Linked DNA regions of Mus musculus: all the other regions are linked to region 2. Evidence: chromatin loops called from intact Hi-C (ENCODE). Cell type or tissue: heart. All regions are shown on one strand. Each heading gives the region's core, and the rest is flanking DNA. Links, peaks and the distances in the headings are about the cores only. Region 1 overlaps Stag2 (stromal antigen 2). Region 2 holds the start of Stag2 (stromal antigen 2). Region 3 has its middle 8.4 kb from the start of Xiap. Region 4 has its middle 34 kb from the start of Xiap. Region 5 overlaps Stag2 (stromal antigen 2). Region 6 holds the start of Xiap (X-linked inhibitor of apoptosis).

What was found. A loop is a pair of places that touch in the nucleus more often than their neighbours do. Peaks named below come from ENCODE experiments on the same cell type or tissue, not always from the same donor. Only the 100,000 strongest peaks of a DNase experiment are listed, where the experiment ranks them.
Region 1: it touches region 2 in a loop (2.4-fold over the local background); 3 of 42 quality-filtered maps call a loop at or near these places.
Region 3: a loop joins it to region 2, with 7 times the contacts of the local background. A loop is called at or near these places in 11 of 42 quality-filtered maps.
Region 4: a loop joins it to region 2, with 8 times the contacts of the local background. A loop is called at or near these places in 15 of 42 quality-filtered maps.
Region 5: it touches region 2 in a loop (3-fold over the local background); 6 of 42 quality-filtered maps call a loop at or near these places.
Region 6: it touches region 2 in a loop (9-fold over the local background); 13 of 42 quality-filtered maps call a loop at or near these places.

The regions. Positions count from the first base shown.
Region 1 is chrX:42,228,195-42,232,194 of GRCm38, forward strand. It overlaps Stag2 (stromal antigen 2), which reads left to right. Exons shown (of 34, transcript NM_001290713.2): 10 at 17-140; 11 at 930-1,028; 12 at 1,125-1,204. Among named protein-coding and RNA genes, the nearest start is that of Stag2, 80 kb to the left of the region's middle. In heart, for the core only: a CTCF peak has its summit at 2,040 (motif pointing right); no DNase peak of the experiment used is centred there.
Region 2 is chrX:42,147,037-42,152,518 of GRCm38, forward strand. Stag2 (stromal antigen 2) reads left to right here and starts at 3,118. Exons shown (of 34, transcript NM_001290713.2): 1 at 3,118-3,255. In heart, for the core only: a CTCF peak has its summit at 2,201 (motif pointing right); DNase peaks (open chromatin) are centred at 1,215, 2,045, 3,135, 3,455 and 2 weaker places; H3K4me3 peaks cover 3,214 bases; H3K27ac peaks cover 3,555 bases.
Region 3 is chrX:42,056,677-42,062,158 of GRCm38, forward strand. It overlaps a transcript of Xiap not described here. Among named protein-coding and RNA genes, the nearest start is that of Xiap, 8.4 kb to the right of the region's middle. In heart, for the core only: no CTCF peak of the experiment used is centred there; no DNase peak of the experiment used is centred there.
Region 4 is chrX:42,030,798-42,036,279 of GRCm38, forward strand. No RefSeq gene overlaps it. Among named protein-coding and RNA genes, the nearest start is that of Xiap, 34 kb to the right of the region's middle. In heart, for the core only: a CTCF peak has its summit at 2,476 (motif pointing right); a DNase peak (open chromatin) is centred at 2,514.
Region 5 is chrX:42,248,572-42,252,571 of GRCm38, forward strand. Stag2 (stromal antigen 2) reads left to right here. Exons shown (of 34, transcript NM_001290713.2): 20 at 1,434-1,504; 21 at 1,761-1,848; 22 at 1,950-2,030. Among named protein-coding and RNA genes, the nearest start is that of Stag2, 100 kb to the left of the region's middle. In heart, for the core only: a CTCF peak has its summit at 2,335 (motif pointing right); no DNase peak of the experiment used is centred there.
Region 6 is chrX:42,065,593-42,071,074 of GRCm38, forward strand. It overlaps Xiap (X-linked inhibitor of apoptosis), which reads left to right and starts at 2,244. Exons shown (of 8, transcript NM_009688.3): 1 at 2,244-2,464; 2 at 2,765-2,890. In heart, for the core only: no CTCF peak of the experiment used is centred there; DNase peaks (open chromatin) are centred at 2,689 and 3,159; H3K4me3 peaks cover 2,810 bases; H3K27ac peaks cover 2,413 bases.

The DNA.
Region 1 (4,000 bases), core at 1-4,000, 80 kb after region 2:
CCCTTCCTCCATTTAGGGATGCAATAGCTGAAATCAGAGCTATATGCATTGAAGAGATTGGCATTTGGATGAAGATGTATAGTGATGCCTTCCTTAATGACAGCTATTTAAAATATGTTGGTTGGACTATGCATGATAAGGTAAGATTTGCCCCATTGATTCCTCCATCTATGCAGATATGAGTATACAGTTCTCATATATAACTTAAGTATCTGAGCTAGGTGTGGTGGTACATGTGGTAAATTTCAGCACTCTGGAGGCAGAGGCAGGAGGTTCTCTCTGAATTTGAAGCCAGTCTGATCTACACAGTCAGCCCTAGAACTTCTAGGACTACTTAGAGGTACTGTTTAAAAGAGAAAAAGAAAAAGATATCCACATGGATGTGTACTTTTGGCCACATCCCTTGAAAATCTTGTTTTTATTCTTTTTTATCTGTTTTGTCAAAACTTGGTCAGTAGCACAAATTCCCCTGGACCATTAAGCCATGGACACTACTTTGTATTCTACCTACAGCCCCACACAGTTCAGTTTCTCTTTAATTTTTATCTTAATAATAATACTAAACCTGTATCTTAGTCAAATCACATCTTAAACTTGGGCCTCTGAACTTTAATACAGGTTTTTCTTTTTCTTAAACTATCATTTTTAAGCTAAGTCATTAACCTTGGAGCAGTTCCTTACAAGTAATGAAATATGCTTCTATCTATCTATCTATCTATCTATCTATCACTTTTCACAATAGTTTTCCTTTCATAAAGTTTTGAGAAATACTATCAACTTACAGAAATAGTAATAAATGTTTGAAGTGATATATTTTTCATTGTCAAATATTACTGTTTCTGTTTATATTTTTAAGTAGAAAATATATACTTAAAATTTGAGCTTGGAAATACATGATTTTGAATATATTTTCTCTTCATTTCTTCTAGCAAGGTGAAGTCAGACTCAAATGTCTTACTGCTTTACAAGGGCTTTACTATAACAAAGAACTTAATTCCAAACTGGAACTCTTTACCAGTCGATTCAAGGTTAGTTTTCATCAAGTATTTAAAATTATTTGTAATTTGAAATACCTTTCTTGTTTTCTTTTACAAATACAAATTTTACAAATTTTTTTTCCTTAGGATAGAATTGTGTCTATGACCCTTGACAAAGAATATGATGTTGCAGTACAAGCAATAAAGTTACTCACTCTTGTTTTACAGTAAGTATATATTTCTTTATTACTAGTGTCCAGATATTTTGATAGTACTTTAAGTATGCTTGGTTCACATGCATTTATGCCTAAATTTTAATAGCTTCCGTCATAGCATTTTAAGTTAGCAGTTTTATTCATCCATCCATTTGTCCCATCTGTCCGTCTGTCCATAGATTTCTTATGATGTTCCTATGAGGGGTTGCAGACTCCTGGGTTCAGGTGTATTTTCTACTTTAGGCTCTAGCTGAGAACTAACCCCAGCTAGAAATTTCTAACTTCTTCATGTAAAGTTCAGAAAATACAGGAAGACGGAACTCTTGAGTCTGTGAAATTATAGTTGAGAATTCATTTCTTCCAATTCTCTTGGGAGTCTTCTCTTTTTTTAGCTGGTCTTGATGCTATAGAAATAAAGTTAAACTTTTCAGTGAACAGAGAAAAGTATGTATTATCTTTGTTACATTGTAAGTATGAACATTTATTGATATCTATTATGCTTCTATACTACTGGTAAATAAGTCTGAATTTAATAATACTCTACTAATATGTGATAGTGGTGCTATAAATGTTTCCCACGTTTTAAAAACAATTGCAATAAAAATATAGAATATAGAAGTTGCCATTTTGACTATTAAGCATAAGGATCAGTAGCAATAGGCATTTTTATAGTTAGGCAAGTGTCACCTGTGTTCATCTCTTGAACCTTTTAAAATCATTGTATATTAGATTTTTAAAAATTTTTTTTCTAAGATTTATTTATTTTATATATGTGAGTACACTGTAGCTGTCTTCAGACACTCCAAAAGAGGGCATCGGATCCCATTACAGATGGTTGTGAGCCACCATGTGGTTGCTGGGATTTGAGCTCAGGACCTCTGGAACAGCACTCAGTGCTTTTAACCTCTGAGCCATCTCTCCAGCCCTGTATATTAGATTTGTACTCATTAGATATGTAGTTTTTCTTCTTTTACCTGCCAGATTCTCATAAAAACTTGTCATTTCTATTTGAATGAATTTGCCTGTTTTTGATATTCATAGAAATGCAACTGTAATATTTGTCCTTTGATTTGCTACACATAAACATGTATCAGGAATTACTTCCCGTTTTGTTGGATACTATTTCACTGTATGCATATAGCATATTGCATTTTTTCATTCATCTGTTCATGGCACCATGGGTTCTTTTCCAACTTTGGCTATTAAAAATTTGTATCTATTAGCAGAGTTGTTTTGGTACATGTGACCTTGCTTTCAGTTCTTTTGTGTATACCCAGAAAAGAAATTGCTAAGTGGTACAGTAATTCTTTGCAAATTTTGGAGGTATTGGGGATGGTGTTGTTGGGAATTGAACCTTGAACCATTCACATGGTATTCCATAGACTGTATTATCTGGGCTAGAGCAGAGTGTTTAATTTCCTGGGAAATGCCATAGTGTTTCTAGAGTGGCTATTTTCGCTCTCCCTTCCCACCAACATTGTGTCTTCACCAGGGATAGGTTTTTTGCTTCCTGAAATATTTATCATAACTTAGCAAGTCCTTGTATATTAGGTTGAGATACTTAAAAATTATTCTTTTTATTACTTTCATTCATTCATTCATTCATTCATTTATTTATTTAGGAGAAAGGGTTTCTCTGTATAGCCCTGGCTGTCTTGGAACTCTGTAGACCAGGCTGGCCTCAAACTCAGAAATCCACCTGTTGTGTGTGTGGAGAGAAAGGGTAAACCATCAGAATTCCAATACAAAATGGAGTATCCCAATAGAATTTTACATCTTGTACTTTATTGTAACATTAAAATTCTGTTGTTGCTTGAATAAACAAAATAAAAGTAGGGCTGGAGAGAGGGACAGTGGTTAAGAGCACTGTCTGCTATCCAGAGGTCCTGAGTTCAATTCTCAGCAACCACATGGTGGCTCTCAACTGTCTGTAATGGAATCTAATGCCCTCTTCTGGTGTGTCTGAAGACAGCTACAGTGTATTCACATACATAAAAATAAATCTTTTAAAAAATAAACACTATGATTCTCTCTCTCTCTCTCTCTCTCTCTGTGTGTGTGTGTATACACACACACATATATACATATATGTTACGAGTCTACTGAAGGATAAGGATAGCTTATAGCTTATCCTTGGTTAAAAAATATAGCTAGTAGTGTGTGTGTGTGTGTGTGTGTGTGTGTGTGTGTGTGAGAGAGAGAGAGAGAGAGAGAGAGAGAGAGAGAGAGAGAGAGAGAGAGAGAGAGAGAGAGAAGTATATTGTATTGAGGGATGGGTAGAAACCGAGTAATCTGGGTGTGATAGTACAGACCTGTAATTCTAGTACATGAGATGTTGAGGGAGACAAGGTGACATTTCTCTCTGTAAGTAGAAAGAGGGCTAAAAATATAGCTCCAGAGTGTACTGCTTGCTTTGTATGTCATATACTTAGTTCAATTCACATATTTGCATCAGGACATGAATTTAAGGTACAGAAATTTCATAGGAAATGAGCCAAAAATTATAGATCAGCTCTTTAATTAACCCCAAAGAAAATAGAAATTAACCTTAGATAATATATTTAGTCTTTTGTAGAGACATCATATTTAAATGAGATTTCCTCACTTTATTATTATTATTATTTTATTTAACATTCCAAACCCATTCCTGTGCCCCCTGGCATAGTTCTCCTCCCCCATCCTCTCCTTTGCCTCTGACAGAGTGCCTCCCCCCTCCTATATCCCCCCGCCCTTGGCATCATGTCTCTATAGTATTAGGTCCGCCATCTCCGACTAAGGCCAGACAAGGCAGCTGAGACAGGTGTAGAT
Region 2 (5,482 bases), core at 660-4,659:
AACTCAGAAATCCTCCTGCCTCTGCCTCCCAAGTGCTGGGATTAAAGGTGTGCGCCACCACGCCCCGCAGATTGAGAGTTTTGATACTGGGGCTTGACTTCTTTTGAAAGAAAGACAGCAAAAAGAGCCAACTGTGAATGCTGCTGAGTATTAGTAGACATTTGCTACGAAGTTAATTTCTGATGTTATGCCACAGTTACTAATTTTCAGCAGTGTTTTTCTCAAAATGAAAGCAAATTTCAAGAGGAACTTTTCAATTTGACTTAAAGCAGACAACTCAGAACCTAAATTTCTAAAACGTGCGGGAAAGTATATGGTGTGCTGTTTGGAGCAGGGCATCAAGTTTCCAGTTACTACTAAAACAGGCATTTCCTTAGAACGGACACAAACGAACTATTAGTTACTGTAAGACTCTTTGCCTCACAGCCCAATTGTTCTATTACTTCCAGTTGAATGTTGTTTTAACTGTAAACTTTCTATGCTCCCTATTAAGCCGCGCCATTGTGAAACTTCAGTTTGTTGAAAACTTCACAGAACTCTAGCAAAGAATTGGTTTAGAAGAGAAATGGAAACTTTGGTTTGAATGCTGTTCCCCTCCGATGCTTCACTGGTAAGCGAAAACATTTAAGGCGTTACTTCTTGTTGACATTTAGTTGCTTCTGCTCACTTGATTAAATATACCATAACTCTTGAAGTTCCAAGGAAACTGACCAGTAAGATCAGTGGATGGGAGAAGACCTACTAAGACATAGACCACACATATGGAGTAGAATTGAAGGACTGAAAGTCATCATTATATTGCATCAGGAATGCCCTGTGATTCCTGATTGGGTGTAATGTCACCATTTCCTCAGCTCATAATATTTTCCATTTGTCTTATTACTTATTTGAAACAATTTAATACGGAGGAAGGTATTTTAAATCCATATGTAAAACAAATGGAACAAATACTACTTAATCTGAGGCTATTTTAGGCGGCTAGGAAGTTCTGTAACAGCAATGGAGACACTGTTATTAATAGTTCCCTTCCTGTCCTAGGAGAAGAGAAGTTTGGCAGGGACAGGCCATTCCTGAGTGTCCCCCACCCCCGCATACAGTGCTCTAGGCAAAGGTCATGTAGGGTGGACTGGAAATGAAGTGACAAAAAGAAAAAATATCCTCACAATAAACACCCAAGGGTGATAAAGAGTCAAGGGAGTTGGACTGGGTGCAAAAGGTCTTTCTGTACTTCAAAATACTTGTGGGAGGGCTATGAGGAAGTACCAAGAACTGTAATTGTTAACAATGTGGCAAGGCCGCCTCCACACAAGGCAGCAGTGAGTGTCTAGTAATCTCCACAGGTCCCCTGCTAACCCTGTCCTTGCACGTGGATTTCACGCCACTTTGTCTGGTCCCATCTCCTCTTCCGCCCCCAAAAGTCACCTATAAAACCGGCTGAGCGGCCAATTAGCCTAGTAGTCCAGCTCCCTAAGTCTAGTAGAATTTGAGTATGGAGCTCACATTTTTATGGATCAGGAATAGTGAGTTGAAAATTATATCTATATATCCACATACACATATATATGTATAATTATATGTAATTCCCCCCACCCGTAGTCTTCCTGATAAAGAGAATCTTTAAACCATACTCGAAGGAAAAAAGAAAGCAAGCAAAATTGCCAAGCTATCCATTCTCGCTGGGATCAAGTGGCCTAGTTGGGTCTTTTGGGGAGGAAGTGTGAGGAGTGTTGGAAAGGACGTGAGGAAACCAGAGATCTGGGAACAAGTGGCCCTTTACTGGGGTGGGTTGTGTTGGAGAGCTCTGAAGGGTGCTGCTAGCCTGCAGGGCTGCCAGGGCTGCGCAGGGGGCGGGGAGCCGGACGATCGGCCCGCTGAAGCCCCGGAATTCCCACGGCGGGGCTCCAGTGGACACTGTCGCCGGCCTCTCGGCGACCTCCTCGGTGGCGCCGTGGGCCCTCAGCCAGTCCGCGCAGGGCGGAAGCGCGTCCCAACGGCTGAGTAAGAGAGGCGCGGGCACGCCAGCTTGTTTACCCCACTCGGCGGCGCGCCCCTGCGGGCGCCCCGTTCACAGGAGGCGTCCGAGCCGCGGAAGCGGGGAGTCCGGCGGCGGCGATTGGTCGGCGACACGGGGAGGAGGCTGGCGGGTGGGAGGGCTGCGTGGCGCGCGCCGCAATGGCAGCCCGCCGCCGCTAGATGCCGCTGCCTCCCAACAGGAGCTGGGCCGCGGGTTCGCGGCCGACAGATGGCGCCTGCGCGTTCCATTCGCCTCCAAGTCGCCGAAGAGCGAACACCCCAAACAATCCCGAAGCGCCACCAAAAAAAAAAAAAAAAAAAAAAAAAAAAAGAAAGAAAAAAAAAAAAAAGAAAAGAAAAAAAAAAGAAAGGAAAAAAAATACAGAAAAAAGGGAAAAAAACAAAACAAAACAAAAAAAGCACCCCGCCGGATCCGACCGCCACTTTCAAACCCCCCCACGGCTCTAGACCCGCGGGAGCTTCCGTCCCTCAGTAGAACTCAAGGGTGGAAAGAAGAGGAAGGGGGAAAAATCTTGTACCAGCCCAGGGGTGAAGAAGCCCCCGGCCTGAGAAAGAAGGAAGGAGTGGGGGAGGCCAACAGTCTCCTTGCTGCCTCTGTAGACGCTGAGGGGGGAGGTAAGTTATAAAATGGCGGAGGCGAAGCTTCTAGAAGTTTGGAGGGGCACCCGGAGGGCGCGCGGCCCACCGTGAGGTGTGTGTGCTTGCGATCGGGCGAAGAGAGCGTGCGGCCGGCCGGGAGGGAGCCGAGAAGGCCGGGCGCTCCGGGGCCGGGCCGCGGCCTCGTAGGGGGCCCCGCGCGGGGCAGCGAGCGAGCGAGTGGCCGTGTCCGGGCGGGGAGCGAGCCAGCGTCGCCCCGGCCCCGCGTCACCCCCTGCCTGTCCTCTCCGTCCCCAAGTCGCTACCCCAACACTTCCAAGGAACTTGCAGTCGCCCCCTGCGTCCCCTCCCCGCCTCCTTCCTCCCGGAGCCGCTTTTTTAGCGCAAGACGCTCCCTTCTCACTCCCCTCGCTGGAAGGTTGTCCCTTCGCCTCCCTCGCCCAAGTCTCCCCCGGGGACCTCGGCGGAGGGGGCTCCCCCCCCCACGGGTGGCCCAAAATGGAGAACGCGCAGCGGCGCAAGATGGAGGCTCGGCGCCTCCGCGTAGCCTGCTCGCTCGCTTCCTCTCCTCCCGGGGCCTCTTAAGCAGCCCGTGGAGGGGGACGAGAGCCCCCCAGACTGGAGGTGGGGTGGGGGTGCCATCCCTGGCCGGGATTCGGGGGGGGGACGGGTGGAGAAGAAAGGGGCAAACCCGGGGAGGCCACGGCCCGGTGGCGTGTGGTGGCGGGGAGGGGGGGTGGTGGTGGTGGCGGTGGGAGAGCGCGCCGTGGTGGTGCGGGGAAGGAAGCGAGCAAGATGGTGGTGCTGGGAACCCGGGGGGAGGGGAGGCCGAGCAGGCTCGTTTGTGTCTATTTGGGCCTCGGACCGAGGGAGGCGAGGGAAAATCTACTCTGCTCACACCCCTCCCTCGTCCCCCCTCCCCTCTCCCTTCCCCTCCTTGCCTCCCTCCCTCCCCTCCCCTCCCCTCCCCTCCCCTCCCCTCCCTCCCCTCCCTCTCTCCCTCCCTCCCTCCCTCTCTTCCTCCCTTCCTAGAGAGGGAACAACATTCATGTGACGGGCCCCTCGGCTTCTCTCCCCCGCCCCATCATCTCCAGCGCGTGGTGGGGGAACTGCTTGGGCAAAGCGGTTGGCATCGATCTCTCCATCCTTCCCGAGGCCCCGACTTCGGTCAGTTTTCTTAGGGCACCAATTTTCGAAATCGTTTGGGGTCCGGCGGCGTCGGTCCCCAGCGCGTAGAGCTTGCCCCGAAGGGGGCCCTGCCTGCCTGGCATGGGCGGAGGGGGGGGAAGGGCGGGAGTGGAAGGCTGTTTGTTGGGGGGTTTTGGCGCCACTTTTGTTTTAGTTTTAGTGCTGCTTTTTCGTTCCCACCCCCACCCGCACTGTCTTTCTCAAGGCACGAACTGAGCTGATCCTTGCCCCAGGTAGGCAGCCTCTGTTTTCCCTCCACACTTTTATTCTTGCTTGAGGGCGACTTTCTCTTTTCTTCTCTCACGTATCCGGAGATCTGCGGACTACAATTTTAGGAGAAAAAGGGTCGGCTGGGCCATGGGAGAGAGAAGGTGTGGGAAACAGCATCAAGTAGTTCCGCAAAACTTTGAGCCCCGTTCCCATTTTCTTCTGGCCTAGAATTGTAAACGTATTGTTGATTTCGGCCTTTTTTTCCCTTTCCCTCCCGCCGCGACAATGTCTTGTTTTGCCTTTAGTTTTGATTTTTTTTATTATTTTTTTGATAAACCGCTGTACTTTCGGCATTTAGTTTCTTCTCCTTGGTGTTATATGTCATTTTATTTTTAATCCTCAACGGTAATGGGTTCTCGTGTGATTTTTTTTTTTCGGGCTTTGGTGCTCGACTTGAATTTTTAATATTGCATTAGTAGTTTCATCCGGTCTGGGAGACTTTCTTCTCCGTGGCCTAGGATGTTTTTTTATGTTGTTGCCTACTCCCTCCCTCTCCCTCCTCCTTTCTTCTGTATGTAGTTTTTAAATTGAGGGTCGTGGTTTTTGATTTAATGATTATTTCCAGCTTCTATGCTATGTCTATCAGAAACTTTTGATCTGTGGGGTTAGGTTTAAGTAAAGGAGACGCTTGTGTTGGTTTGCAATGGTTCCTTAAAATGCGCGGGCCGCCTCCTCCTCGACCCTGGTAAAACCCCATCTTCCCTTCACATTGGAGTGTAAATTCCGTACCCCCTTTCTCCCACGGACCGCCGTATTTCACAGCAGCCACACCCTGTATATATGTCTCTGTGGATTGGACTCATTATCAGCTTAATTTAGTGACTTAAACCACCATGATGGGACTTGCTTAAGCACGAAGCTTCTTTTCCTGTTTGGTCCTGGTGGCTAGTGTCGAAAGAGGAATAATCGAGGTTTCTTAATGAAACCTAGTGCGGTCCAAGCATTGCCTTTTTTTCTGTTGTCTTTTTTCCTACTCCGGGCTGTTGGCGGTGTCAGCACCGCTGCTGGGGGCGGGGGGTGGAGGGGAGAAAGAGTCGGGTTACCGAAGTGCGTCATTCCTGGCTCTAGCAGGGCCTGCTCGGGAGCTTGCTGGTGTTTGTTACTGTCCTCGCAGCACTTTCCTGCCAACCTTCTCTCTCTGCGTATTGGTTAGGAGCAAAAGCAGGAGGCGGTCTCCTAATTCTGTCTGGAGCCCAGTGCGTTGCGTTTAAGGGTATATGTGAACTTATTATGCTTTTTTTTTTTTGATGGCCATGGAAAGTGGATATATTTCTGTTTAACAACATGCAATTCAGGTAGTTTGGTCTTGCTTTCATATCATATATTTCTCAATGAACGGTGGGGTTAATTTTGAGCATTTTAAACCACTTACGTCAAAATGCCTGGTTTTCTT
Region 3 (5,482 bases), core at 753-4,752, 90 kb before region 2:
ACTTAAGTGCTGTGCTTAAAGGTGTGCGCCATTATTAAGCTGGGCTGTGGCTCTGAACTCTGGTTACTCCCGTGTCTGTTTCCTAAGCGCTAAGATTATAGGTATGTAGCATCACAACTTGCTAAAACTTCCCTTCTTGAAGGACAACCGAGAATTGGGTAAATGAAGCAGCGGAATTTAAGTTCAGGTCAGAACATAATAACACATAGAAATGGAGCTGCTGGCATTTACTGTGTGTTTTACTGTGCTCATACTATGTTAATTGTATGACAAAGTGACAAAGGCTCTGTCCTTAATCAAACTGGGGTCTGCCTCCTCTCAGACACTGGATCGTGTCCTAAGTCCAGTTAGTCCAGTTTTACTAAGAATTTGAGTCTCTAGCAACCACTGCCCTCAGTATCTGATCAAATCGCTCCCTCTGTGCTCATCACTCTGGTCAGCCCCCAGCAAGAACTCCTCTAGATTTGACATTTCCTCTTGGCAGTTTTCCATTTGTTGATCCTAGCCTTTCCCTTGGCTATTCTTCCTTCCTCTGTTTGAAGCTGAATCTAACTTCCTTCCTCTGCTGCAAAATTCCGTTGCAGTGGGTCATCATTACCCATCACGATACAGCCTTTCTTTAACAGATATCATGAAAAGTATTTTAACAATAGATGACCACATCTGTTCTTCATGTAACCTCTATGAGAGGCGTAATTTGTTAATACCATTTCACTAAATAGAATCCTGGCGACCGACAGTTGGAGTTTCCTGAGGATTCAATATTTAAAACAACTGGGTGGGGGGAGGGGATATAAAGAGCAGCAGAGGCTCGGGAGAACTACTTTGGGCCAGACTCAAAATTTTTGTCTTAGTCCATTTGAGTTTCCATAACAAAAAAATACCAGATACAAAACTTGTTTGGTATCAGGGCAGAAGACTTGAAGTCGTGTTGTCATTGTTGTTGTTTTCTAAGGATGAAGTCTCAGGTCAAGGAGTGAAAAAGTTCACTTTCTTCTAAGGCCTTGGTTCTTTGCGTGCACATTTGTCACCTTCTTTCCTAGGCATTCATATGGTCACTGTGTGTGTGCATCATTGATATTTCTTTTAATGGCCTCCTCTCCTATTATAAAGACATCAATCAGGTATTATTAGGTTCCACTATGACAGCCACACTTTAATTTAGATACATCTTCACAGGCCCTGTCTCTAAATGTAGTCACATTCTTAAATTCTAGGAGACAGGGATCCAACATATAAATTGGGGCAGATACAACTAACTGCATCCATACATGGCTCTGTAAAGGATTTGAACTTTAACCTATAGACCAGTTTTTCTGAAGCCTGCTCGTGAGTCAGAATCACCGGAAGATCTTTTGGGAAACTGATGGGACTAATTCCAGGATATGACTCAGATTCAGTCACTCTGGGCTGTGTTCTAGGGAGAAGTTTAGTTCCTCTGCCCTTTCTAGTTGATTCTGGTGCAGTCCGGTTTTTCTCCATATCTCCACCCCAGGTACTAAGAATTGAGCAGAGGTCCTTGCATGAGATAGATAAGCACTTATCACTGAGTAATATCTTCAGCCCTTTTTAAAATTCTGAGGACCAAGCCGGGTGGTGGCAGCACACACCTTTAATTCCCGGCACTCTGGAGGCAGAGGCAGGCAGATCTCTGAGGCTAGCCTGGGTCTACAGTGTGAGTTCCAGGACAGCCAGGGCTACACAGAGAAACCCTATCTGAAAAAACAAACAGGCCAGGCTTGGTGGTGTACGCCTTTAATCCCAGCACTAGGGAGGCAGAGGCAGGCGGATTTCTGAGTTCGAGACCAGCCTGGTCTAAAAAGTGAGTTCCAGGGCTACACAGAGAAACTGTGTTTCAAAAAAATCAAAAGAAAAAAAAAGACAGCGAAGTATAATCATATACATATAATAAATAAATAAATAAATAAATAAATACATCTTTTCTTGAAAAAGATGATGGGGGGGGGGACTGGAGTGATGGCTCAGTAGTTAAGAGCACTGGCTGCTCTTCCAGAGGTCCTGAGTTCAATTCCCAGCAACCACAGGGTGGCTCACAACCATCTGTAATGGGATCCAACGCCCTCTTCTGGTGTGTCTGAAGACTGCTAAAGTGTACTCACATATAATAAATAAATAAATAAATCTTTAAAAAAAAAGATGATGGAAGGTGAGAATCAGCTCCTGAAAGTTGTTCTCTGACCTCCAAACCCAGAGCATTGCACACAAACACCCATCCTCACATGCCACACGCACACACAATCACAATCACCGAAAGAAGTAAACATTTTAAAATGGGGGAAAAAAAAGTAACAGACAAAAAGAACACTTAGACCACAGTGTCTAAGTGTTAGCACTTAGCAGACACTAACTGAGACTATTTACACTTAAGATATGAACCCAATCAGCTCTTTGGCTTCTAGTTCATATTCTTCCCATCTAAATACACATCCCATTGTCCATATTGACCCCCAACAAGTCAGCTTTCCTCCTGGATCTTTTATCCAGTAACTCCAGTAGATTTTGCCTTCCCTGAATCCAGACTCACAGGGCCGATTCCCTGACCTTGGGTCTGTTTTGATAGTGTTGGCTCTTTAAACACTGAAGAGATTGAATATGGATAGCCATAGGACTGGTCCAGTATATAAAATATAAGGGACTTTCCCCTTAGTTTGAGATGACTCTAGGAGCTTTTCCCCTACCCCCAAACTGTATGACCCCTTCCCTGGAAGATAAAGGCAGGGAAGGAAAGGGAGGGCTTGGGAGAGACAGCGGTTTGTCAGCACAAGATAAGGGCATTTTATGACTACACAAAGAGAGGAAATTGCAGTTACAAAGAATGTGGGAAAGGTTAACAAGGCAGACATCAGAGTAAAAGTCAGGAGACAACTGGGTGTGATTGGTCCACACCTATAGTCCCAGAAAGTCAGGAAACAACTGAAACAGGAGTAATCCCAGGAGGAGTCCCAAAGCAGTCTGGACTACAGTATGAGAGCTTGCTATGGAAAAGAGAGAGAATGAGAAAACAAGGGCGGTAGCGAGAGAGCTAGGGAGAAATCAAAAAAGAAAGGAAAGGAAAGAAAGAAGCCACAGGGCAGGAAAGTAAATGCCAACTGATTAACATGAATGATCTTCACAAAGGCGGTCCTCTGACTGATACCAACATGACCCTTGGCAGGTATGTATCCCTTCCTGTAAAAGGACACAGAACAACAGTTCTAAGGGCAAAGTCTGGGCTTACTCCACTCACATGGTTTCACTCAAAGCAGTTCTGCTTTCTATCTATTATATTTGGGCTTTATCATATATTGTTTTGCAAAAAGGTTTCGATGCTAAGCCATTCTGAGTGCTCTCAGCAGGTAAGTTTTACTTTAGATAAAACTTTGTTGCCACTGGTCTGGTGACTACTATCAATTCTCTTTCTATCTTCTGCCTTTAGTCTCCAAAGCCGTGTCCTTTCTCCTATTTATAGCAAAGGCTTTTGGTTACACTTGATTTTATCTTTTATCTTTCCCTCATTTCCTATGAATCCGTATGCCATCCATTTTTTTTCCTACTGAGTGGCAGGGTAGTAAATTTCTGCTCAAGTCATTTAGTGGACCTGTGGTGGTTTGAATATGTTTGGCTCTGGGAGTGGCACTATTAGGAGGTGTGGCCTTGTTGGAAGTGTGTCACTGTGGGCGTCGGCTTTAAGACCCTCGTCCTAGATACCTGCAAGCCAGTCTTCTCCTGTTTGTCTTCCAAACAAGATTTAGAACTCTCAGCAACTCCTACACCAAGCCTGTCTGGACACTGCTATGCTCCTGCCTTGATGGTAAGCCAGCCCCAACTGAATGTTGTCCTTATAAGAGTTGCCTTGGTCATGGTGTCTATCCACAGCAGTAAGACCCTAACTAAGACAGGGCCAATCGCAGGTTTTTCTGTTCTTTTCTTTTTTCTGGTTGTTGTTGTTTTGTTTCATTTAGAGGTAAGGTCTAGTATCTCAGATTGGCTCGAAACTTACTAGGTAGCCCATGGATGGCCTTCAACTTCTGGCTCTCCTGTCTTCACCCACTGAATACTAAGATTACAGGTGTATGCCATCATGCCTAACTTTGGACACTGTCATTTTCATCAGTTGCACTCTAGTGCCTTGTATACCTTTCTCCAATATTTTCCTTAACTTAGACAAATTCCAAACAAATATCCTTGTACAGGGAAGGGTAAGCTCTCAATACACTTTTTTTTTCTAATTTAACATTTCTATGGGTCTCTGGACACAGAATGTAGACATCATACCCCCACCAGACAACTCACTAAGTATGGTGGTTTGAATGTGCTTGGCCTAGTGTTACTCACTATTAGGAAGTGGGGCCTTGTTGGAGTAGGTGTGGCCTTGTTGGAGGAAGTGTGTTATTGTTGGGGTGGGCTTTGAGAATCTCATCTTAGCTGCCTTGGAAGACAGTCTTCAAGCAGCCTTCAGATCTAGATATAGAATTCTCAGTTCCTCCTGTACCATGCCTGCCTGGATGCTGTTGTGTTTCTTGCTATGATGATAATGGACTGACGAACCTCTGAAACTGTAGGCCAGCCTCAATTAAATGTTTACCTTCATGAGAGTTGCTGGGATCATGGTGTCTCTTCACAACAATAGAAACCCTAACTAAGACAATAAGTATTTATCAAGAGTATGAAATAGTCATGAAATGTTTGTTCATTCATTTTATAAATACCTGCTGAACCCATACTATGTCAAATGCTGTTGTGAGTACTTGTATCTGTGAACAACAGAAAGAGCTCTGCTCTTTTTTCTTTCTGTTTTCTTCCTTTCTTGTCTTCTTAATTGTATGTAAGCCTGCAAGAGTGCATGTGTACCATTTGATGAAAGTTCAAGCAGAGGGCATCAGATCACCAGCAACTGGAGTTACAGATGGTTTTGAGTCACTGGGAACTTAATGTAGGGCCTCTGCAAATCCAGAAAGCATTCCTCATCACTGAGCCATCTCTCCAGTCCCTGTTTTATTTTTATTTTTATTTGAGACAAGGTTTTACTACATAGTGGAGCTGTCCTCAAACTCTTGCTCTTTCTGCTGTGCCCTCATAAATACTGGGGTTATGGAAGTGTAGGACCATGCCTGCTCCTGATCCTTTTGTTCTTGAAGGTTTTATTCTAGCATGGATTGAAGGAAGAAATACATAGTAAAGAAAATAGAACGCACTGACAGCTCTTCCAAAGGACCTAGATTTGAATCCCAGCAACTACATGGCAGCTTACAAACCCCTGTAAATCCAGTTCCAGTGGTTCCAGTGCCTTCTTCTGGTCCCTGTTGTCCCCCGGAAGGCACATGGTGAACAGACATATGTATGGTAGCAAAACATTACACACATAAAATAATAAAACAAGAAAAGAGACTAGCTGAGAGGACATAGAGTGGGGGATGGGCATGTTGAAGTTGCCTAAGGTGGGATAAAGGAGGAGCTAGGAGTTCCATTGGGAAGTGGGAGA
Region 4 (5,482 bases), core at 710-4,709, 120 kb before region 2:
AATGGAACCTTTAAGGGTGACAAGAGATGTTTAAAGTGCTAGAGAGATGTCTCAGTGGTTAAGAACGCTTCTTGCTCTTGCAGAGGACCTGGGTTCAGTTTTCAGCATCCACATGGTGGCTCACAAGCAGCTGTTACTTCAATTCCAGAGGATCTGATGCCCTCCTATGACCTCTGGGGACAAAAAGGCAGATTTATGGTACACACACATACATGTAGGAAGACCACTCATACATAGAAAAATAAATCTTATTTAAATTTTTAAAAAGAGATGCCTAAGAAGGTGTAGATATGCTCAGTGGTACAGCACATGTTGTTTTGGTCTCCTTTCTGTTGCTGTGGCAAACACCATGACTAAAAGCAACTTGGGGAGCAAAGGTTTTATTTCATCTTATAGTCTAAAGTCCATCATTAAAGGAAGTCAGGGCAGGAACTCAAGGCATGAACGTGGACCCAGGAACTAAACCAGAGGCCATGGAGGAATGTTACCAAGTAGCTCACTCCTCATAGCTCTCTCAGTTGCTTTTCTTATACCATCCAGGCCCACTAGCCAGTGGGGGCAATACTCACAGTAGAATGGGCTCTTTCCCACCAAACATCATTCATGAAAATTCATGAAGTCCCCTACAGGCCAGCCTGATGGGGGCATTTGCTCAACTGAGGTTTCCTCTTCCCAGATTCCTCCTGCAAAGCTGACAAAACAAAACAACAAGAATAACAACAACAACTAAAACCCTGACTGAACACTTGCCTAGCATGTGCAAAGCTCTCAGTTCTATTCCCAGCAGACACACACACACACATGTTTACATGAAGGAAAATGAGAGACAGGGATTATAAAAGAAAACAACAAGCTTCCAAGGAAGATCGGAGCTGCCATCCAAAGAACTGCTGAGCAGGGCTAAGGATGGACCTTGCGTGTGCGATGGCTCTGCGGACAGTGAGGGAGGTTCCATACTGCCTTAAGAGTATCAGTGTCCATGTCCACTGACATACAGTGTGCCACAAAATAGAGGATTCTTGCAAACTAGTGGAACCCCAGAATGGGCCGGGAATAGGGCGGTGGCTGCTTCCGCTGGCTTTATGGAAGTGTCCTCTGGTGCTGGCAGCCTGGAACCTCCCCATAGTTCCAGTGGATGGTTGGCTATTCCAGAGCTCGTGTTGATTCCCCATTGGACCAATGGCTGTGTAAAAAAAAAAAAAAAAAAAAAAAAAACAAGCCAAAACAAAACAAAACAAAGAAATGCTTGTTGCTGCTCAGTCAAGTAGACCTGTACCTTGCCACTTGCTGGTGCAGAGTCTGTTTTCCAAGTTCATGACTCTGCCTTCCTCACTTCCTCCTGGATCCCGCCTCACTGGTACTAAGCCCTGGGCTGGGTCCCTAGCATCACATACCCAGGCATATAGTAACACCTCTAGCATGTGCACACACACCCATCTTTTAATTGTCAAGACTCAAACGGTAGCTTACTACAGAGGGCTTTTTACCTTTCAGCCTTTTAAAGGTACTCCCCACTTTGCAAACTCCACCATTCCCAAGGAAAGTTAACCACAGTTATGACTTGGATTTTATCTGTACAACTACAGCCTCTATGCTGATGGATCCTGACTCCTTCCTCTTCTTTTTAGACATCATTTCACTGGTGACAGTTCTTCTCTCATCCTTTTCATCTTCATATAGCCCTAAATAAAAGGCACTTCTCTTGCCCCTCTCAAGCATGCTAGACAAGCATTATAGCAATTGAGCTATATACTAATAACTTTAATTACCTTAACAGTTTAATATAGATCATTCATGTATCAAGTGACAGTGATACCCACAGTAAGAGATTGTTGGGGGGGTTTGGTTTGGTTTTGGATACAAGAGTATCGCTCTGTCATCTGGGCTAGCCTGGATCTCAAGGCAGTTCTCTTTCTGCTTCCCAAGGATTGGCATGCCAGGTCTCACCCACCAAGCCTACTACGATTGCTATGAGACAGGCTTATTTTTTTAATTAATTAATTTTATTGGATTTTTTGTTTGGTATTTATTTCTACTTTTTGGTTTTCTGAGGCATGGTCCTCTATAGCCCAGGCTAGTCTTGAAGTAGCCAAGGATGACCTTGAACTCCTGACCCTGCCTCTACCTTCCAAGCCTTGGGATTATAGGTGTATGTCATCACACCTGTTTTCTGAAGTATTGGGTATTGAACCAAAGGTTTTATGCATGACAGGCAGGCGTTCTACCAACTGACCTGTATTTCCAACCTCCTCCATTTTTTTTTTAATTAAAGGTGTCATATTCTAGCTCAGGTCTGAACTCTAAGCAATCCTCCTGTTTCAGCTCCCTGAGTGCTGGAGTGATAGGTGTGATTATGTGTCATGACATTTAAATGAGATAATTCCTTTAAGCAAACAGCTCACATTAGATGGCCAGTAAACAAAAAAGGTAGGAGGCCCCTATGAATTCTTCTGCACCTCCCATATCTGACCACCAGGTGGCAGCCTCCCACAGCTAAACCCTTCTAGGCAGCCGTGGCCTAGTCGATGGTCCGATCCAGCACCAGCAAGGGGTAAAGTACAAGGACGCAATTATTTGTCCCTGTCCTGTCCCTGGTCCCCTTAGGAGAAAGTATAGGCTGCGAGAGAAGGAAAGATAAGACGTGTTTACTCAGTCACCTCTCACAAGGCTTTATCTCAGCCCTTTCATTTAAGCCACCAGCAACCTGAAAACACCACCTCCCAGCCCGTGGCCACACATCCCATCCCCTTGTCATCTCTTTAATCCCACTGATTTTCTAGCTGGCATTTTCTCAGCTGTGTTTCAGAAAGAAGAATTAGAGTCCCTAGCAAAGGAGTCATCATTCTTTTCTGAGTTCATGTATTTTCCCTTAGTATCCAAGCTGCCACGTTCCTCTAATCTCCCATTCTCCCCGTCAGAAACTCAAGTTCCATTTTTGAAAGACATCTTTTTTCCTTTTTACAATAGCTTCTTTGACTCTGCAGCTAACTAAGCTGCATATTTAATTTCCCAAGTGCCTAGTATTTTTTTAACGTTGGCGTTTTTTTTTTCAGGCTTCCAACAGGTTATTTTATTTTTAAGCAATCCACAGGTTTCCTGTGGGTTATTGACTTTGTGAATGTTAGCCTTAATTTTTCCTAATGTCTTATAACATGTGGCATACCCAAACAGGAATAGGCCTTGTTCAGACAGCATTCTGAAGAGGAAATATTGATTTAGTCTGCTCTATCTGGACAGAGACGTGGCTGTAACCATTGGTAACGCCCAACCACTTTTTAAGAGCTCTTTCCCTCACACAGAAAAGATCTCTTCTCAACGTTTTCTTTTGGTGCTGAGAACGGAATGCCTAGTGTTTTCATATGCTAAGCACAAGACTCTACCACTCAGCTACACACCAGCCTAAAGCCTTCTGAGAAAATCCGGAGGCGTTGATTGAGAAAGGGAAACCTGTCCTCCAGAAAGAACAAAATAACAAAAACGGAAAGCATCAGACTGCAAAGGCCAAAGTTGTCAAGTTACCATTAATTCCTTCTCTCTCTCTCTCTTGACAATGACGTGGTGGCTAGAGGAAGCAAATCAATTTCTACAGCAACATAAAGACGCTAAGAACTAACAGCCCGTTACCCCAAAACTTCTCCTATTTCCTGCAAATCATGCTGTAGTGAGGGAGGGCTGCATCCTTCCTTCCACCCAAGACTTCTGCTGTCCTTACTATCAACAATTAAGAAATAGGCTTGTTGTGGACACGACTCTAAAGAAGACATATAATCCCTTGCAAGGCTCAAGGAGCATTGTGGAAAGGGGGACAGGAAGTCTGGAATAGCTGGCAGCTAAGATGAAGGGATATGAAGTGCCAGTCTTTAGATTGTATACAACTGCTCCAGTTATTGACTGACAACTTAGTTACTTGTAGTGGATACATACAAGACAAGCCCTCTCAGTGAGTCAAGGAAGGAGGAGGGGCTCTCAGGACCTCACTCTTTACCTATGAAATACTGGCTATTTATTGACAAGACCCTGGAAGAAGGAGAGTCTTACCCGCGTTCTCACGACCGGCCAGGAAAGACACAACAAACCAGAATCTTCTGCGGCAAAACTTTATTGCTTACATCTTCAGGAGCAAGAGTGCAAAACTCAAACCCAAAAAACGAAAGCGAAACCCCGTCCCTATTTAGGAGAGTTATCCTTCGCCTAGGACGTATCACTCCCTGATTGGCTGCAGCCCATCGGCTCAGTTGTCATCACGGGAAAGGCAGAACACATGGCGGGAAAACTGCCCCTGCACGTGTGCAGATTATGTTTACCACTTAGAACACAGCTGTCAGCGCCATCTTATAATGGCAAATGTGAGGGCGGCTTCCAACAGGAGAGCCAGCATCTTTAATTGTGTACCTATTGCCAAGTCCACCAGGCTTCAAGAGATACCTCAAATCCGAGGTCAGCCCTGAAAGCCCTGGTTAATCCCAGTGGATCACAAAACAAAGAGTCATGAAAGAGCCAGAAAGCTTCTGTGGGGAGATAAGGAAGTGAGGGGTGAAAGTTGTCAGTATTCCCTGCGCAAAACTGCCTTTCAAGTTAATGGTTTAAAACTTCTTTAGCTGTTTGTATGCATATGAGTGTTCTGAGTTACATTTATGTGTGCACCCATGTGTACCTGGTACTTGGAGAACTTCCAGGTAGTTGTGAACCACCATGTATGTGCTAGGAACAGAACACAAGATGCTGAGCCATCATCTCTCCAGGCCATAATTAATAATGATGAAAAGAAACTGGCTGTGGTGGCGTACGCCTTTAATCCCAGCACTTGGGAGGCAGAGGCAGGTGGATTTCTGAGTTCGAGGCCAGCCTGGTCTACAGAGTGAGTTCCAGGACAGCCAGGGCTATACAGAGAAACCCTGTCTCGAAAAACCAAAATAATAATAATAATAATAATAATAATAATAATAATAATAATGATAAAAAGAAATAGGGTTGTAGGGAAATTACTCTCTCACACTGCCCTAACCTTGTAGGTACCCACATAAGCAAACGTTGGACCCATACCCCACCTGAGTTTGACAGAAGACCTTGTCCTCTGCCTCCTAAGAAAATGGCATAAGGCAGTTTTTGTTGTGTTGGTGGTAGCGTTGGTTGGTTGGTTTTGTGAGTGTTTGTTTTTGCTTCCCAGGTTCTGATGAGAAATGGCGGTTGCTGCCCTGTCTCTGCAGAACGCAAAACTACTTTCATGTAGAATATGTATATTCATAAAACAACAGTTCAGTGTGAGCTGGGCAGTGGTGGCGCACGCCTTTAATCCCAGCACTTGGGAGGCAGAGGCAGGTGGATTTCTGAGTTCGAAGCCAGCCTGGTCTACAAAGTGAGTTCCAGGACAGCCAGGGCTATACAGAGAAACCCTGTCTTGAAAAAAGAAACAAAGCAAAATAAAACAAACAAAAAAAAAGTTCTGTGTGACTACAAAGTTCAAATTTGTGTAAATGGATAT
Region 5 (4,000 bases), core at 1-4,000, 100 kb after region 2:
TTATTGACACTAGACTGGCTTTGAGCTCACACAGATCTGCTTACTTCTACCTCTGAAATGCTAAGATTAAAGGTGTCTGCTACTATGCCCAGCACACACTTACTCTTGATACTGTTCACAGCAGTTAGAAATTGTGAACTTTTTATTGTCCACCAATAAGAGTGGATGCACTGGCTAACAATTATAATAACCTTAGCATCCTGGAACCCGGGACAGAAGAGTAATTTTCAGTTTGAGGCCAGTTCAAACTACATAGTGACTATCAGGCCAGCCAGAACTTCCTTCTAGGACCTCTTCTATACCACTTTGTTATTGAAGGCCCCCAAGTCATTTCCAGATTTCCTAGTTTGTAAATATTTTCATACACAGTTACCTCATTTGGCACATTTTACTAGTTGTGTTCTTGCTTGAGTAGTTAAGTAGTTAACTGTAGTTAAGACAAGATAATTTTAAATCAATAATAGTTTCTTAACTCTTTTTTATCTTTAAGAAAAATTAAAGTATAAAGTGATGTATTTAGCACTCTAGATTTCAGTACTATAGATAATTAGGTTCATAATATTTTCCAAAGTGTGAACAGTCAGAACTTATATATGTCATAGGATTTGCCTCATTTATGAGTGATTGTTTTGATATATCTTTCTTTTAGGTACTATCTTTTAATCTAGTCCTTTTGGTATTATATGGCCTCCTGCTTGTCATCTGCTGTGTGTTTCTTTATTAGCAGAGCATCTAGTACTGGGAAATAGAAATTTTTAAATAGTTTCCTGTTTGTATTACATAATAGGAGATGGGAGGACAATATTCTATTTTCCTCCTGTTCCTTTTTTGCCACGGTTTACAATCTTATGTTGACTCAGCCACATTGTCTTAAATTTGGCAGATATAGGTCTTGAATGATGAAGCTTCTTTTTGTGTTTTATTGCCATATTCTTTTTTTTCTCCTAAGGTGACATCACCATTTCAATAGCCTAGCATTTATTACTTGGTAGTTCTTTACTTGATCTGAACCAAAGTGATTGAGAAATAGTTTAACTTTGGTATTTAACTTCGTGTGTGTGTGTGTGTGTGTGTGTGTGTGTGTGTGTGTGTGCGCGCGCGTGCGTACATGCATGCGTGGGTGTGTGTGTTTGAGACAGCATCTTACTTTGTAGACCAGACTGGTCTTGAACTCAAAGGATCTGCCTGTTTCTACCTCCCAAGTACTGGAATTAACAGTACCATTATGCTACTTATTATTGTTGTTATTATTATTTGTTTTATCGAGATAGGGTTTCTCTGTGCAGCCCTGGATTTCCAGTAATTCACTCTGTAGACCATGCTGGCCTCGAACTCACAGAGATCCTTACCTTGAGAGTGCAGGAATTAAAGGCATGTACCACCACCTGGGCAATTATTTTCATTTTTCTTAATATGTAATTAATAATTCATAGGGAGAAGAACCTGATGAAGATGACGCATATCAGGTATTGTCAACATTGAAGAGGATCACTGCTTTTCATAAGTAAGTTGGATCTGTGAGTTTTTGATATATAGCAAAATAACCTTGTGTATTTTGTGTGTTATTATGCTTTCAATTTCTCTTCCTCCTCCTCCTCCTCCTCCTCCACCACCACCACCACCACCACCACCACCTTCTCCTCCTCCTCTTCTTTTTCTTCTTCTTTTTAAGAAGGCATGTTATATTCTGAAACAACTATGCTTAGGCTTAGTTTTTAAAATTTGAATGTTTTGTTTTTTGTTTTTTGTTTTTTTTACAGTGCTCATGATCTTTCAAAGTGGGATTTGTTCGCTTGTAATTACAAACTCTTGAAAACCGGAATCGAAAATGGAGATATGCCTGAGCAGGTTTTTATTTATTTCTGTGACATATCTACTGGCTATGCTGCACTTTGACAGTAAAAGGTTGTGACTTAATTTCACCCCTCATCCTGTATTTCTTTTTTTAGATTGTTATTCACGCACTGCAGTGTGCTCACTATGTAATCCTTTGGCAGCTTGCTAAGATCACTGAAAGCACGTCTACAAAGGTATGTGGTATTTCAGCCGCGTTCTTGCTAACTCGTACCCCTGATTTTCAGCCCTTTTAGACTTTTAGCAAGAGCAAAGTCAGCGAAGTCATACGTATTTCTACTTTACTCTATGTAGTCATAGTTCTAGTTTGCATATTCAATGAAACATTGATATGTTTTATGTCAAGGGATGATTTTGCCGGATTTAAAGTTTGTTCACATGAAAATATTACATAATTTGACTCTGTATTCTTAATATTGTTAAATTCTTAAAATATGTGAAGGTAATTTTTAAAGATTTATTTATGTGTACGGATGTTTTGTCTGCATGCATGTTTGTACACCAGAAGAGGGCATCAAATCCCATGAAACTACAGTTAAAGATGGATAATTGTGAGCCTTTGTGTAGGTTCTGGCGATTGAATTGAGGACCTCTGGAAGAGCAGCAGCCAGTGCTCTTATGTGCTGCTCTGTCTCTCCAGCCTGAAGAAGATATATTTTATAGAACGGCTGAGTACTTTTGACCTAGAACCTTTAAAGCAATTGCACAAAGTGAATGGATTTCATAAACTGAAGATAATTAGCCAGGTCTCTCTAAATTGTCTTCTACACTGATTATTTTTTTTTTTTTGAGATCACCTTTGTAGTTTTTAAGGTTTCTCAAATTCAGTTTTTTTAAGGTTTCTTTTTTAAGTTTTGTATTTCAATGTGCTACCTTTCATATATGTATCACTTGCTTGTCTGTTAGATCCTCTGGACCTGGGGTTACCCATTAGTTGAGATATCCCTTGGGAATCGAATCCCACTCCTCTGAAAGAGCAACGAGTGCTCCCAGCTACTCAGCCATCTCTCCAGGCCCCCAAGAGATGTTTTGTGTTTGAATTGAAGATAATCATTCTTAGTGGGCTCATTTTCAAGACACGGTTTCTTTGTATAGCCCTGGCTGTCCTGGAACTCACTTTGTAGACCAGGCTGGCCTCGAACTCAGAAATCTGCCTGCCTCTGCCTCCCCAGTGCTGGGATTAAAGGTGTGCGCCACCACGCCTGGCGTAGTTTGTACAATTAAGGGACACTCGCTCAAATAAGAAATGAAAAATACTCTGTTTTCTTTCATGAATTTTCCACTTTCTAATAATAAATGATCATAGATAATATTTATTTAATCATTGTGAGCTGGTGTTTTCATTGAAGTTATCTGTTCTCTGGTCATTTAAGATATTATCAACATGCCAATTTTTAAAGTTTTTATATTTGTTTTTTGTTAACCTTTAGTTACAAGATAATGCTTTTCTTTGTCACATTTTCACTTATGTGTATCTAGTTTGCCTTCTGTTTCTGTGGTGAATACCATAACCAGAAGCTACTTGAGGGAGGAAAGGCTTTATTGTATCTTATTTATACAGGCCACAGTGTATCACTGAAGGAAGTCATGGTAGGAACTGAAGTAGCTCACTAGCTACTGAACACCCCTCTAAGGATACCAATACCCACAGTGGGGCTGGGTCCTCCCATATCAGACATGGCTGCTTACCATTCTGCTTTGGGCAATTCCCCAATTGTGTCAAGTTACTAGCTATAGTAATCTAGGGCGATTGCACTTTACCTGGCCCCCTCTCCCTCCATCTTGTTTCCTCTCCCCACTCTGTCTTGTCCACTTCCTTCCCTGAAATATTCCCCATTCTCTTTTAATGTCCTTTTGTATACATGTGTATTTATGAGTATGTATTTAAATTTATACTCTGAATATGAAAAAGTACATGCAATTTTTCTTATTTTCCTCTTACTTTACCTTTTTCTTCTTTTAGAGCTATTCTTTCCCCAATTGAGTTACAGTTGTACTTAAATATGTATACATAAGTATGCTTCTCTATTATTCTTTTAATATGGAGTTTATAATTTCATTGTTGATTTCCCTTGTATTATAGTCCTGTGTCATTGTTGCTTTTTGATATTTATAATAAGTTCATTTATACAAATTATATATACAC
Region 6 (5,482 bases), core at 789-4,788, 81 kb before region 2:
CAGATGCTTCTGGTTGAAGTCTCCACTAAAATCCTTCTCCTTAACCATACACACTGTAGTCATGTCCTCCTCTTCATTCACTTACAATGGTTAAAACCAAATGTCTAAAACAGTAAATTTACATATATTTCACAATAAAAAACTGTGTTAGCTGGTTGGGTGTAGTGGCTTAATTAAGCTCATCTCAGCACTCAGCATGTTAAGGCAGAGGATTGCCATGAATTTGAGCCCAGCTTGGAATATGTAGCCAGACAAGACTACACATAACACATCAAGACCTTATCTCACCAAACGTGGTGGAACAATCCCAATTCTCAGGCAAGACGAACAGGAATTAAAGGTCATCCTAGGCTACATAGCAAGTTTGCAGCCAGCCTAGGATACATGAGGTCTTGATTCAAAAAATCCAAGCCAAACAGTACAAGCTAGGTGACATAGCTGGAGCTTGCAATCCTAGCAGTCAGAGACTGCTACATAACGTTCATTGATTTCAGGCTGACCTGGTCTACACAATGACTTCTGAGATAGCCTGGGCTATTTAGTGAGACCCAGATTCAAAACAAACAAACAAACAAACAAAACAAACTAAAACAAAACAAAAAGCCCAAAACTACAATAATAAAGATTCTATAATGACACCTTAAGTTTAAAGAATAAAAGATTACAGAGACTGAGAAAATATAATCTTCAGGTAAGGAAATTAGTTTCAATAAATTACTAGAGGGCAGGCAAACTGGTAAGAGCTGGGGCAGGGTAAATAGTTCCCTTAGAAGACACCATAGCACTGTGTTGGAGGAGAGTGAACTTAATTAAGGCTAAGATGATTAACTCTTATCCTGAAGTCAAAATGGAAAGATTTAACTCAGCCTCAGGCAAGCTAGATGGGGGTGGGGGGGAGGCGGAGCAAGCCTAAGAACAGAGAAATCAGACTGGGCAATGGTCAGAAAGACCTAGGGTTGAGTCATACTGTTCAGCTCCTACAGAGACAGGTACAAGCGACTTCAGCCTCTTCTAAATGAGTTGATGGTGGACAATATCAAGACAAATGAGGGTAGCCTGGGACTTTTTTTCTTTTCTTTTTTTCCCAGACAGGGTCCCTTGCATCTCCGACTGGCCTCAAACTTCCTATTGAGGATGGCCTTGAACTTCTGACCCTTCTGTTGATAAAGATGGAGCTTTGTTGGTTTGCTTATTTAAGAGTGCTGGACAGGTGAGATCAGTATTTGCTTGCAGTTGTTTTGTTGGCAGTGGTGGGGTTTGAATTCAACCTTGTATGTGCTAGACAAGTGATCTACTACTGAGCCTCATTCCCAGCCCTCGCTTGGAATTACCTTCATTGTAATAAGTCAGATGCAATTTTCAGAGCTGTAAGAGTACACCCCAGGGGGCCTGGGACACAGATGGCTTAGTGGGGAAGGGCATCACCACCAAATCTGAGGACATTAGTTCTTCCCTAGAACCCACATGCTGGGAGAGAACAGACTCAAGTTGCCCTCTGACCTCATACAGTAAGACAATGTAATAATTTTTAAAAAAGATTGCATTAGAAGGAATATTACATTGGCAAAAGTTGAAGAACCAAATACATTTCTTTGTCTTCTCTTCCAAGTTCCTTTTCATCAAGGACAGCATTATTTAACCAGGCAGATGGTGCCCATGGTCTTCTCCTTTTAAATATACCCAATCCATCTTAGTACACTAGCCATTAAGAGTCAAAGTTCCTGAAACCTAAGTATAGGTTTATCTGACAACCCTACAAGCATATAGCATGATCACCATTTTGTATAATCTTCTCTTGTGTCTTTTCCATCTTTGTTCTATTATTTTTCTTTGTTCTTCACAAATTTCTCTCACCCTCTTTTTGTCTCCCTGTCTCGTCATTCCTTCTAGCTTCCTCTATTTGGAAACAACCGATTCTCTAATCTCAGTTTACTTTTTTGTCGGGTGGGTGATACTGGGATAATTATTTTCTCCGGGGCTCAGTTTCCTCTGTAGGGTGGAATTTAATAGAGGTGTTCTGCCTTCCATGGTTTTCAAAATAACATTGAGGAATATGTTATATACCTAGCAGAGTCCCTGGTATCCTGTGAGAGCTCAATGTACTGTGCCCTTTTCCCCTTGGTCTTTAATCTTCTTACCTGTATTCCCCTACTCCTCACCCTAGAGTCCAGGTAAAAGCTGGGGGGCGGTGGGGAGGGGGGAGAGAAAAAGTCCTGGATGCTAAAAGAGGAAATGCTTGAGTCGGGGGCGGGGACTGAGAAGTGACCTGTGCGCATGTGCAGCCGCTGGGTCAGGCTCTGGCTTGGAGCTGGGGAGGCGGGGGTTGGGGGGTGGGGGGGGGGTTGGGCTGCATAATGAGGACTGGGGTTTTTCTCGATGTCCCCTTCCGGCTCTGGGAGGCGGCGGGACCTTGGCGGTCCCCCGAGCGGGCGCGACGCTAATCGAGGGCCGCTCGGCCAGAGAGGTAGGCTGGAAGATGGCGGAGTGGGAAAGAAGGAGGGGCTCTGCCGGGCGGGAGCGGAGCTCCCGGGGGAGGGGATGGGGGTGGCGGTGGGAAGGACATGGCCTGAGGCCAGTGGCTGGGCGAGCCCGGGAAGCTGGCGGGCTGCACCGGTTGAGTTTTTTTTTTTTTTAAAAGTCCTGACGTGGATGCACTTGGTTCCGGTCTTCGAGTTTTATCCGATGGGACTGTCCTGCCTGGGAAGGCCGAGGGAGGAAGGAAGGGAGGGAGACAGACATAGTGACTTCCGTTTCCTTCTCCTAGGCCGGGGCCCGCCGCCCAGCAGAGTTGTGTTTTCCTGATCCGGGCTCGGGCCGCCCCTCCTCCGGGACCCTCCCCTCGGGAACCCGTCGCCCGCGGCGCTTAGTTAGGACTGGAGTGCTTGGCGCGGTGGGTACAGCTCTTGTGGGTTTCCCGCCCTCCCTTCCTCTCCCTCTGCTCCCCTCCCCTCCCTTCCCCTCCCCTCTCTTCCCTCTCCTCTCCTCTGCTCTGCTCTTCCCTCCCTCCTCCTCCCTCCTCCCGCGTTCCTCCTCCTCCCCCCTCCTTCCTTCTCCCCCCCTTCTCCTCCCTCCCTCCTTTTCCTTCCCTCCATTTCTTCCCCCTCCCTTCCGCCTGGGCTAGCTCTGCCTAGTTGGGCGGGAAGGCCGCGCCCGCCCGCCCGCGGGGAATGCTGGACTGGGCTCCCTATCCAGGCTCCCCGGGATTGCCCCTGGAAGCCGTGGGTAGGGGGGCTGGCTTCAAGCCTTCGGGTCAGCCTCCTTAAACTTCGTGACACCTAAGGTAAATCTAGTTAAAATAATTAAAAAAAAAAAAAAGATTTGATCAACCTCCCTGCCCCCCCCCCCAGTTCGATACCTTGTATGGGGCAGGGTGGTGTGTTTCTGGCAAGGGCATGTGAACCCTAAAGAATGAGGGCCAAAGAGCTTCCAGAGGAGGAAGTAGCTGGTAATTTTTGCCTCTTTGTCACCTTGGTCACTTCCCCAGCATATTTCTGAGAGAAAAAAATGTCACTTATGACTTTCAGTTCCATTACTTTAACTCCGTTGAACTCCACAGTTTACTTGAGTTGTGGGGTGTTTTTCTTTTAAGCAGGGGCGGGAGGGAGGAAGGGAGTGGTGATTGCTGAAACTAAGCAGTGGCTCACTCCATCTCCAAAAAGGAGAACATAAGCCTTGGGGAAGACTAAACCTATCAGTTTGTAATAATCTACAACTTTACCTTCAAGTACAATTATGGCACTACTTCTGACATCCTAGCTATACCTTGATAGTGAATGAATCCTAGAAATGTCTTTTTTTTTAAAGACTGGAAAGTTCTACAGTGTTTCTTCATTCTTCTCATTTTCTCCTTAATAGGATTTTTTTTTTTTTTTTGTAGCCAGTTTCAAGAGAACACTGTTAAGAGCCGGCCATCTTAGAATTATAGCATTTTTGAGCTGGGAAGGATCTCAGCTCAACTCTTTTGTTTTACAAAGCAGAAACTAAGGCTCAGGGTTTCATGATTTGTGTAAGGTTACCATGCTAGCCATGCTAGTTAGATTAGAATTCAGATTTTCTAGCTCCCTGGCCACCCCACTCCTGTTGCTTCAATATAACCTCTAAGCAAATATCTAAGTATATTCTATTTAACATTTCTGTCATTTTCAGTGTAGTAAACATGTATGTGAAACTTGAGTCAGGGATTGTTTTCCCCATAACTTAAGAATGGAAAACATTTTAGGTCAGATAGATTTCTACCTACAGACACAGAAACATAAGCTTATATAGCTGTTTGGATTGGGTCACATGGATCCATGAAAGAGATAAAAAAAAATGGTAACCCTGGTTACTTCTGAAGAAGACGGATGGAAAACTAAACTTTGCTTTTCTCCTGTGCCTTACATGTTTGAATATTATAAACAAGTTTGATCTTATTCTAGAAAGTTTTAAAGCTCACATAGATGTATATCAACATAAGTATTTGCAATTGGTATTTATGAACATCCACTTATCAGTAATTTTTATTGTAAAATCCAGTATGGCTTATTTCGTCTTCACAGAACAGGTCTGTATTTATGTTTCTCTTTTGGCTTTTACCTACTGTTCTGTATTCATGAGAAATGCTAAAAAGCTTTGGCTTTATCTTTAAAGAATAAGCTTCCTGATTATCAAATAGTGTAGAAACTATGAAATTCAGATATCAAATTTGACATACAGATAAATCTAACTTACAGAATCATTTTGGATTAAACTTATTTTTAAAAGGTTATGCCTGTAAAGATTGTATTGGTGTATGTAGTACAGTAAATACTTGCTTACCATGTATAGGGCTCTGGGCTTGTTTGTTTGTTTTGTTGAGCATATCAAAGAAAATGTTAAAATTTGATCAAAATACATGATGTAATTTTGAAACTAACATAACCCACTATTTTGTACAATGAATATACACTAATAGGAGAGAGAAAGGGGAAAGAAAGCTAGGTGTGGTGGCTTTCACCTGTAATCCCAACAACACTGTGGAGTCAGTGCAGGAGAATTGCAAATTCAAGTCAGCCTGGGCTGTGTAGTGAGATCCTGCCTCAAAAACAAAGCTGGGTTGGACAGATGACTGTTTATATGGCCTGGCATGGCCTGGCTGCTCTTGCACAGGACCCCGGTTCTAGTCCCAGCATTCAAACGCTATCACAGCCTTCTGCAACTCCAGTCCCAGAGGATTTAATGCTGCTTTTGGCTTCCATGAGCACTGCCTGCATGTGATACACATATATGCATGCAGGCAAAAGACCCAGATGCATAAAATAATAAAACAGAGTGAGGGTTCACATTTGTAACCTGTGCGTTTGGTAAGAAGAGGATCAAGAGTTCAAAGCTAGCTTGGGCACCATCGGAACCTGTACAAGCGGAATCAGAATTAATACAACTTTTATATTATGTGGCATTGTTTGGTCCTTAAGTGTTTGCTTTTTGTGCATGTTATCACTCCTCATGCATGTTATACAGTTTT